Linked DNA regions of Homo sapiens: region 1 is linked to region 2. Evidence: chromatin contacts called from ENCODE Hi-C data. All regions are on one chromosome and are shown on one strand. The core of a region is the stretch at or near the end of the contact, and the rest is flanking DNA. Distances in the headings are between cores, read along the strand shown. Region 1 overlaps LOC124900954 (a long non-coding RNA gene). Region 2 overlaps PDZD2 (PDZ domain containing 2).

Evidence for each region. Hi-C counts contacts between places; a loop is a spot of excess contacts on that map. Pooled maps may share reads with other maps.
Region 1: a loop to region 2 is called in a map with no recorded cell type, with 12 times the contacts of the local background. The contact joins two enhancer-like sites. A Hi-C loop is called at or near these places in 8 of 37 single-sample maps with no recorded cell type and 3 of 50 pooled maps.

The regions. Positions count from the first base shown.
Region 1 is chr5:32,536,720-32,541,223 of GRCh38, reverse strand. The region is part of intron 4 of LOC124900954 (a long non-coding RNA gene); the gene reads right to left. Among named protein-coding and RNA genes, the nearest start is that of SUB1, 47 kb to the left of the region's middle. RefSeq lists an enhancer at 3,106-3,315. Within about 2 kb of position 3,028, at least 4 of the 41 ENCODE cell types and tissues checked have a DNase peak (open chromatin) inside an H3K27ac peak, as active enhancers do.
Region 2 is chr5:31,989,258-31,993,878 of GRCh38, reverse strand. All of the region lies in intron 3 of PDZD2 (PDZ domain containing 2), which reads right to left. Among named protein-coding and RNA genes, the nearest start is that of MIR4279, 55 kb to the right of the region's middle. Within about 2 kb of position 2,998, at least 2 of the 41 ENCODE cell types and tissues checked have a DNase peak (open chromatin) inside an H3K27ac peak, as active enhancers do.

The DNA.
Region 1 (4,504 bases), core at 1,779-4,278, 550 kb before region 2:
TTCAAGCAATTCTCCTGCCTCAGCCTCCCAAGTAGCTGGGATTACAGGCACCCACCACCATGCCCAGCAAATTTTTGTATTTTTAGTAGCGACAGGGTTTCACCATGCTGGCAAGACTGGTCTCGAACTCCTGACCTCAGGTGATCTGCCCACCTCGGCCTTCTAAAGTGCTGGGATTACAGGCATGAGCAACCGCGCCTGGCCACCATTAGACTTTTCAATGTGACTGCAAGCCTGAGGAGCACTACAAGCCAGTCTTTCCCTAGACCTCAACTGTAGACCTTCTTTCTTATTGTTAACTAGTAGCAATTAAAGCCATTCTGGATTGAATATCAGAAGTTCTCCATGACTGGAGAAAAGAATCTCACCACTTCTAACACCCTGTAATTCTTCCCTCTTACCCCCAACCCCCGCTCACCAAGGACTTGAGGGATAAGCTTATGCCATGCAACGGGGTTCCCCTTTCCCCTCCACCTATAGAAAGTGGCAGTAGGTCCCATAGATTCAGTTCTTCTTTCAAGGTCAAGGACAGTGTAGGAAATGGTAACATCTTCCACTCCATTCCATTACACTGGGGCCACCCACTGATGGTGGCCCTAAAGAGAAAAAAGAACTCCTGACTCAATTTTACATGCTTGCTTCGAGTCCCACTTCCCCTTTTCTCCTAGGAGGAAGAAGGACTTTATCATACTAGCAAATCTGAAGATTATCTAAAGATATTCAATTATGTATCTATAGTCAGAGTAGACCCACAGTGTGAGGAAGACCAGGCTATGGCAGCAGGGCTGCCCCTTAGGCAGAGTGGGGGTAGAAGAGTGAGGGTGGGAATAGGGGTGTTGGCTGAGGAGATGGAAGGGGAAGCAGGAAGGCAGGGTAAATCTGGATGAGCATGAGATAGAGCCCAGTCAACAAAGCACAGTACCCATGAGGGTGCAGCAATCTCCAATCCCAGTGCAAGCAAATCACTGGCCCCAGGGACTTGAGAAGCCTCAAGATGGCCTCACAGGAGTGCAAAGGAAATAAAAATAGTCTCTCTAGCACTTTGCCACCCAAGGGGTGGTCCTCCAACCAGCAGTGGCAGCATCACCCAAGCGTTTGTTAGACATGCAGAATCTCACGTCCCACCACCTAACTTAACAAGACCTCAGCATGATTTGAATGCACATTAAAGTGCTCTGAACCAGCTTGAGAACAAGCACAACTCAGTATTAAAACACAGTAGATGGTTCAGCTGAGGCTGCGTCTAGGCAACTCTCAAGCTTTGATGCACATAAGAATTGCCTGGAAAGATTCTGATTCAGGCAGAATCAGAATTTTCGGGTGCAGAATTTGGGTAGGGCACAAGAATCTATATTTTTAGCAAATGCACAGATGATTCTGATTCCAGAGGTTCCAACTGCTTTACTTCTGAACAGAGGACATGAAGTTCCCACTTACGTGTGTGCAGAATAATATTTTAAATTCTTAACTCATTGTTTCCATGTATGTGTCTCTTTTGCTCATTGCCCACTTCCAGCAGATAGGCCATTTTGTGCCCGTTGCCATTTGGAAAGGGTGTAAGAAGACTGAAGTCTAAAGAACAGAGAGACAGACAGATAGACTTCTTCCTGACTGTGGCTCCCAAAAGCCTATAGCCTTTGGTTGTACTTGTACAATGCAAACAAATGCCAGTAGATAGACAGGCTATTAAGTGTGAGTCCCAGTGGATTAGGAACTCAGAATTCAGTTGCGGTAGAAAATAAAGAAAGCAGAATATGGAGTGAAAATTGCACCAGCTACATGGGAAGGTTGGCAGGAATTTAGCTCAAGAACATTCTTTTAAAGAGTCCCCTGGTGGGGCCCCTGGTGGGGCACCTCTGGTGCAGCAGACTCTCTCGGCACTACCTCCAACGTTTCTCCAGAGAATCCTGGGCTTTTCTACCAAATGTCCAATTTTCCTTATTCTTTCTTCATGTATTTTCTCTATTCTCCTCAACATTGCCTTTAATGGCCCATCAGGAGACACCACCATGACCCTTTCAAACTAGAGAACCCAAACAACAGCGGAGAAAACAGCGATTCTTTTGATCCACTTTCTCCCGGGCCAGGGAAAACCCAGTGTTTCAAAACACGTGCTTTCCCTACCATTCCTGGAGAGAGAATGAACCATGTGAGTCTTTCCTGGGTGAGGCCAGTTTCATGCCTGACCTGCTCTCCAATCAGCAGAGAAAAGGACAATGTTTCCCTATTAAAACCAGATGAACTTTCACAGCTACTCCCCAAATATTCTTATCAATGTCGTCCTTCACTGGAAGTTAGGGTGAAATATGTATTAGCGCTTGGCAGAAATGCCAGCTAATTGCAGCTAAGATAGTGTTGCAATTTCTACCCTCCTAAATTTCTCAACGGCAAAGTTCAGCTTTCCTAAAGCTTCGGGGTCTTTGCAACCTGAAATGTCAACCCCGCAAAGACCAATTCCTATGAAAAAGCATTTGCTCTGTAATTGGTTATGGAAATGGAACCTTTAAGTGAGCTTCTGGGAGTAACAGTAGTCTGCTAGAGCAATGGCAACCCCATCCTCCTCTTTCTTGAGAGCAACGGCAACCCCATCCTCCTCTTTCTTGAAGTGAGCACCAGGATTGAAGTACAGACATACTCAGGATAAGAGTAGAATAATTCCCACACATAATCTCCAGTCTCTGTTATTTCTGTACAGGAACTTTTCCTAGTCCATCCAAATTTGACACAGCCGGGTCTGGCCTTGAACCAGCGCCACATCTCCAGGCCTGCCCTGAGCCTCCACGGCAGCCTGTTCCAGGACTCCCCTGGGAAGAGCAGTGGGAGGCTGTCTCTCCTCCAAACCCAGCAAGGTTTCTGTTCACACTTTTCCAGAGTCAAAGTGGATTAAGCTGTCTAAAAGTGGGTACAGTTAACAGAAGTGACTCAAATTACAACCATTACCTCTGCCTGCCCCCACTTCCTCTTTCATCACCTCTGAGAGGCACCTGTGGGTGCCTCCTGGGTTGATGAGCCTCCCCCTTTGGCTGCAGCATATGTATGAACGTATGACGCCACCGCTGTATGGTGGGATGCCAACTGGAGAGGAGTCTGTTGATTCTAGAGCAGCTGACTTCTGTCATGTTTCTCCCTAGAAATAGAGAGAAGCCACAGAGGGAAGAAGGTGTGAAATGGGGCCAGGTGCGGTGGCTCACACCTGTAATCCCAGCACTTTGGCAGGCAGAGGCAGGAGGATCGCTTGAGGTCAGGAGTTCGAGACAAGCCTGGCCAACATGGTGAAACCTCATCTCTACTAAAAATAAAAAAATTAGCTGGGTGCGGCCACGCGTGCCTATAGTTGCAGCTACTCAAGAGGCTGAGGCAGGAGAATCGCTTTAACCCAGGAGGCAGAGGTTGCAGTGAGCCAAGATCACACCACTACACTCCAGCCTGGGTGACAGAGTGAGATTCTGTCTCAAAAAAAGAAAAAAAAGAAAGTGTGAAATGGGAAAATGAGGGATGAAGAGCAAGTCTGCATCCTGGTAGTTCATTTCCTGCTTCCCTACTTCCTGAAGCTTTGTGGCCCTTGGGTTTCATAAAGCATCACTGTGAGTCATCCCACTATCTCATGTCTCCATCATAGCTACACTATTTCTTCACTTGTATTGTCTGCCTCTCTCACAATCAGCCAGGCTCTCCTTGACACCAGGGACCTCTTTAAATTCAGATTAGTAACGACAGCCCATGGTGGGATAGTTAGGTACAGGGAAAGTGATTCAAATGTCAGTTGAATAAATAAAAGCACAACTTGATTATCACACACTATCCTGAAAGAACATGTGTGTCATAACAAAAATCATTGGATATTATGTTTGGTGCTTTAAACACGCACACACACACACACACACACACACAAATATGAAACATTTTTTCTGCCATCCATGGGTTGACAGCTAAATAGAACATTCTTTTGTAAATAAACATGACTATTTATACAAAACATATGGCAGCAGAATTAAAATATTGTATGTTTATGAATGACTTATAAAACCCCATATAATGTTGTAGGGAATGGATTTAATAATTATGGGGGTTTTCTGCCCAGACACAACAGTGGAGAGCACATTTTCTCTGTGGAATCCAGGAGGCTTCATGACAAGAAAGAGATACTATCAAAAGAGCTTTCAAAACACTGCAAAGAGACCACCTGGAGATCAGGAAACACAAGGGAGAGCCAGGTGCATACTGGGTAGGAGCATGGGGCTGGTACCTTGGAGGGTGCAAGAGAAGTGAGAAAGTCAGGGTTTTTAAGTTTGCCAGGGCCACTCTAACAAAGTACTGCAAACCGGGTGGCCTAAACCAGTGGTCCCCAACATTTTTGGCACCAGGGGGACAAGTTTCATGGGAGACAATTTTTCCATGGACCCGGATCGGGGGCAGCAGGGAAGGGGGGGGGCAGTTTCAGGATGATTCAAGCACATTACATTTATTGTGCACTTTATTTCTATTATTATAACATTGTAATATT
Region 2 (4,621 bases), core at 1,749-4,248:
TTGACTTCCCCCAAGTCCTTAGCTATTTAGAGAAATGAAAGCAAAACTTTCCAAAGTGATTTACTTTGGGGTCTCACTTCAGACTCACCCCTGTAGCTCTTTTTAGCCCTAGCTATATGGGCCTGAGTCACAAGACATATGAAACAAAAGCCATCTTCATATGAAACAAATGACATATGATATATGAAACAACATATGAAACAAAAGCCATCTGCTTTTAACATCCATCATGAAAAGTCCAATGGAACCGTTAAGGTACAACATGGACAAAGCCACCATCCCCCTAGAAATAGGCAACCTGCCTGTTCAAGCTGCTTGCAAAGGAGAAAGAATGTGTGGCATTTAGAAAATCTGAAATACACAGTCAGAAACTGAAATGAAACTTTATGCAACAGTAAAAAAAACAGATGTTGGGCAGTCATTGATGTGCAGCAATAGGAATGTCTGGGGAAATTATTAGCAGACAGAGACCTGTTGGATCCCACACTCCTTCGGGTAGCGTGCTGTTCGGTGGGGCTCCGCTATCCCAGGAACAGACGCTGGTGCCAACTGTCTCCTCCATCCCCTGACCACAGTCAAATGAAGCCTGTCTGGCCAAATGTAACTTCAGAAGTCACTGGCTTACCACAGTAGTTCATGAACTTGTCAATGATCTCTATTTCATCCAATCACCTCATTTTGGACTCTATGGTTTTTGGTTTGCTGCCTCTGACCTCTGGAACACCTTTCCCTTCCCCATTCAGAAACATCCTCCCTGGCCTTCGAAGTCTCTCATGGCTCTACTACTTCCAAAAAGCCATCCTTGAGGAGCAGTGCAACCACCAAGATGGCAACTTTCAACACTTCCAATGGGGCCCGATGGCCTAGTGGATACCATTGAAAAGAACAGAATCAGGGATGTGCTGACTGGATGTTGTCCTGGCTTTCTGGGCCTCCCACGCCAGCATAGGGAGCAGCCCTGTGGCGGCCTCACGGCACACGCGAGAGTAGGATGGTGGCTTTTTTTTTTTTTTTCCATGGAAGAGGCACACTTGAGAGAAGGATGCTGGCTGTTTTTTTCCGTGGAAGATATGCTCTGGCTGCTGGGGTCTAGAAGATGAGTGTTTCTTCCTCCCCCAGGACAGAAAAGCTGTGAACCTCTTTCCCAAGAGCAACAAGGACCATTCTTAGAGTCCAGAAATAAGAAAATCTATTTGGGTTTTAGCGCAAATTAGTAAAAACCTATCCATCCCCCTTACTAGTTTACACCACCATTCTTTTCTCCTTTTCCCCTCCTCTTTGTTAAACAAAACATGTAAGTATGGTTAACAAAGGATGTGACAATACTAGGTACATTCCTTTCTAATTTTTAAATACTTTTAGAAGTAGGACATGTGACAAGAAACATGCAAAACGATGTTCATGGGAATACAATATCAGCTCAAATGTATATATATATATACTGACAGAAGAGTTCAAGACACTTTCCATCAAGAGCACCCACATTTCCACTCCACTTGCCTGCCCCCAGCCCCAAACCACAAAACTCGTTAAAAATAAAGTCATGCAAAACACTTAACAAATAAAACTGGCTTCAGAGGGCAGAAATCACTAATCTGTAATACAGCCCCCAACTACACTACTCAAGAAACAGACCTTCTTTTTCACTTTTATCCGATAACATAATTTTTTTTTAATTGAAAGTAGGAGATAGGAGGGGAGTGTCCAAAGAAATTAATGCAAGTTTCCTCACCTTGGAATTTCTGATCATCTAATGAAGGGAGTTCAGAGGACTACAAAGGAAGACACAAGCAACAAGAAGTAAATGTTAGCAGTTTTTTTTGTTGTTGTTTTGTTTTTTTCTTTCGAGACAGGGTCTCACTCTGTCACCTAGGCTGAAGTGCAATGGCACAATCTTGGCTCACTGCAACCTCTGCCTCCTGGGTTCAAGTGATTCTCCTGCCTCAGCCTCCCGAGTAGCTGGGATTACAGGTGCACACCACCACATCCACTCAGCTAATTTTTGTATTATTAGCAGAGACAAGGTTTCACCATATTGGCCAGGCTGGTCTTGAACTCCTGACCACTGGTGATCTGCCCACCTCGGCCTCCCAAAGTGCTGAGATTACAGGCGTGAGCCACCGTGCCGGGCCCACAATTGTCAGTTTTAAAGGTATTTGCCTACAGCAACGTTCAGTAAAAAATAAATCAGTGTCTGATATTTACTAGGCTAAAACTTGTACTGGCCAAAATCTAACAGGCCAACTTAAATATAACGATATTAAGGATATTTCCAACTGCCTCCTTAACAATTCCACTTGGGTATCTGATATACACCTTAGTACAATCAAAACTGGACTTTTTTCCTCTCTTACTCCTGGCTTTCCCATCTCAATGCAAACAGCATTATCCTCTACTCAGGCTAAAGATGATCCACAAGCCAAAAGTCCGTGAAGTATCTTTGATTCCTTCTGTTTAATCTCCCACATCTGAACCACGAGCACCATCTGTAGAGTCTACTTCCGAAATAGATGCCAGATCCACCGACTTTGGCCTTCTCCTCTCCCTAACCTCCCCCGTCAAAGTGACCAGCATCTTTAGCTTGGGTGACCACAATAGCCTCCAGTTTGGTCTCCCTTTTAAATTTCACCTCCTACAATCCATTATCCTCCATCAAACATCCAAGGGGAAGGTTTAAAAAACATAGGCTGTGATGCACTCAGCATAAGCCCTCCAACAACTTCCCACAGGACCGAGAATAAGGTTCAAACTCCAAGGTGGCATATGCGAACCTCTGTAACCAGCCCTGCCCACACCTCCTGAATCATCTCCTGGTGCCCAGTGTCTTTCTCATGGAACACTCTGTCATTCCTGCCTGAGGGCAGATGCTTTGCTGGTTCTTCCCTGGGAACATTCTGCCCCGGATTATGCAGGGCTGCCCTTTTCTGACACTCAATCCTCAGCTCAAACATCGCCTCTTTACTGAGATCTTCCTGCTCTGACACCCAACATCAACCAGCCCCCTGCCCATGACACTGCCCGGCCAGCTTTCACTTCACCCTGTTTTATTTCATTGACTCATCAGCTTCTGACACTGTGATTTGTGGATTTGCTTATTTATTGTTTGTGGTATGCTATAAATGCTGTGAGATAAGAACCTTGTCTGTCTTGTTTACCAACTAGTTCTCTAGCAATTAGAACAGTGTCTACCACATTATAATATCCCATAAATAGCACTGAATGAACAAATATAGAATGTTTATCCGCTAATCTTACAGTTCCATGATGGTCCTTGCGACTGAGGTTAAGAAGCTCACACAGATGGGAGATCTGTCTGTTTGCCAGTGTTCATTGTGTGAACCCTGGTCCAGTTGGAGAGACCGAGTTCTGCAACAGACCCTGTCTAGACAGATGGTTTGGGCATTTGTTTTCTTTTACATTAGCTTAAAGGGCAACAAGACTTTGTCAGCCTATTGAGAAAAAGCCAAACCCTGAAAAACTGGATGCTATGGACTTCTGCACTAATGTTGTTGGAGTGTTACCCTTTCCTGTAAACTGCCAATTACTGCGTGAGTTCACACATGTATCCCTTCACTGAAGCCAACGAAGGGATTTATTTACCAAAACAGGAGCGGTACATTAAAGGGAGCTGTCTCACAGCATTTAAATGACCTCATTACTGCTGGAACCAAAAATAAAACTTTATAACAGCAACTTTGCCCCATATGTGAGAAGACACAATCCAACCAGAATCTTGCTGCCGTAAATACTCCGGCGCTAGTTGCAAACCTTTTCTGAAACCGTTTGCTTACCCCTTCTTATTCAGAATGATCAGTAAGAAATGGGTGAGCATAATGTCAGAGCTGGAAGTCCCTTAGTCATCAGACCAAAATGCTCAGTTTATAGGTGAGAAAACAGAAGGCCAGAGAAAGGCCGCAGCAACCTGAAGGCCACAGTGCTGGGGATGGCAGAACTGAGGCAGGAACTTCAGGGTCCCATCTCCCAGGACTAGTATTCTTGGGGCCTTGATTAATAAATACCTACAAGGCACTGAGCTAAGACGGGAAACAAAGACAAAGAAGGCCCCGCCCTGCACTATTCACAATAGCAAAGATACAGAATCAACCTAAGTGTCTATCAATGGCTGACTGGATAAAGAAAATGTGGTATACACCAGGCCAGGTGTGGTGGCTCATGCCTGTAATCCCGGCACTTTGGGAGGCCGAGGCAGGCAGATCACTAGAGGTCAGGAGCTCGAGGCCAGCCTGGCCAACATGGTAAAACCCCCTCTCTACTAAAAATACAAAAAATTAGCTGGACATGGTGGCGTGTGCCTATAGTCCCAGCTATTTGGGAGGCTGAGGCAGGAGAATTGCTTGAACCCAGGAGGCAGAGGCTGCAGCGAGCCAAGATCGCGCCACTGCACTCCAGCCTGGGTGACGGAGTGAGACTTCGTCTCAAAAAAAAAAAAAAAAAAAGAAAAGAAAATGTGGTATATACCACAGAATACTCCTCAGCCATAAAACAGAATTAAATCATGTCTTTTGCAGCAACATGGATGGAACCAAAGGCCATTACCTTCAGTGAAATAACTCAGGACACAAAGTCAAATACTCCATGTTCTCACTCATAAGTGGGAGGT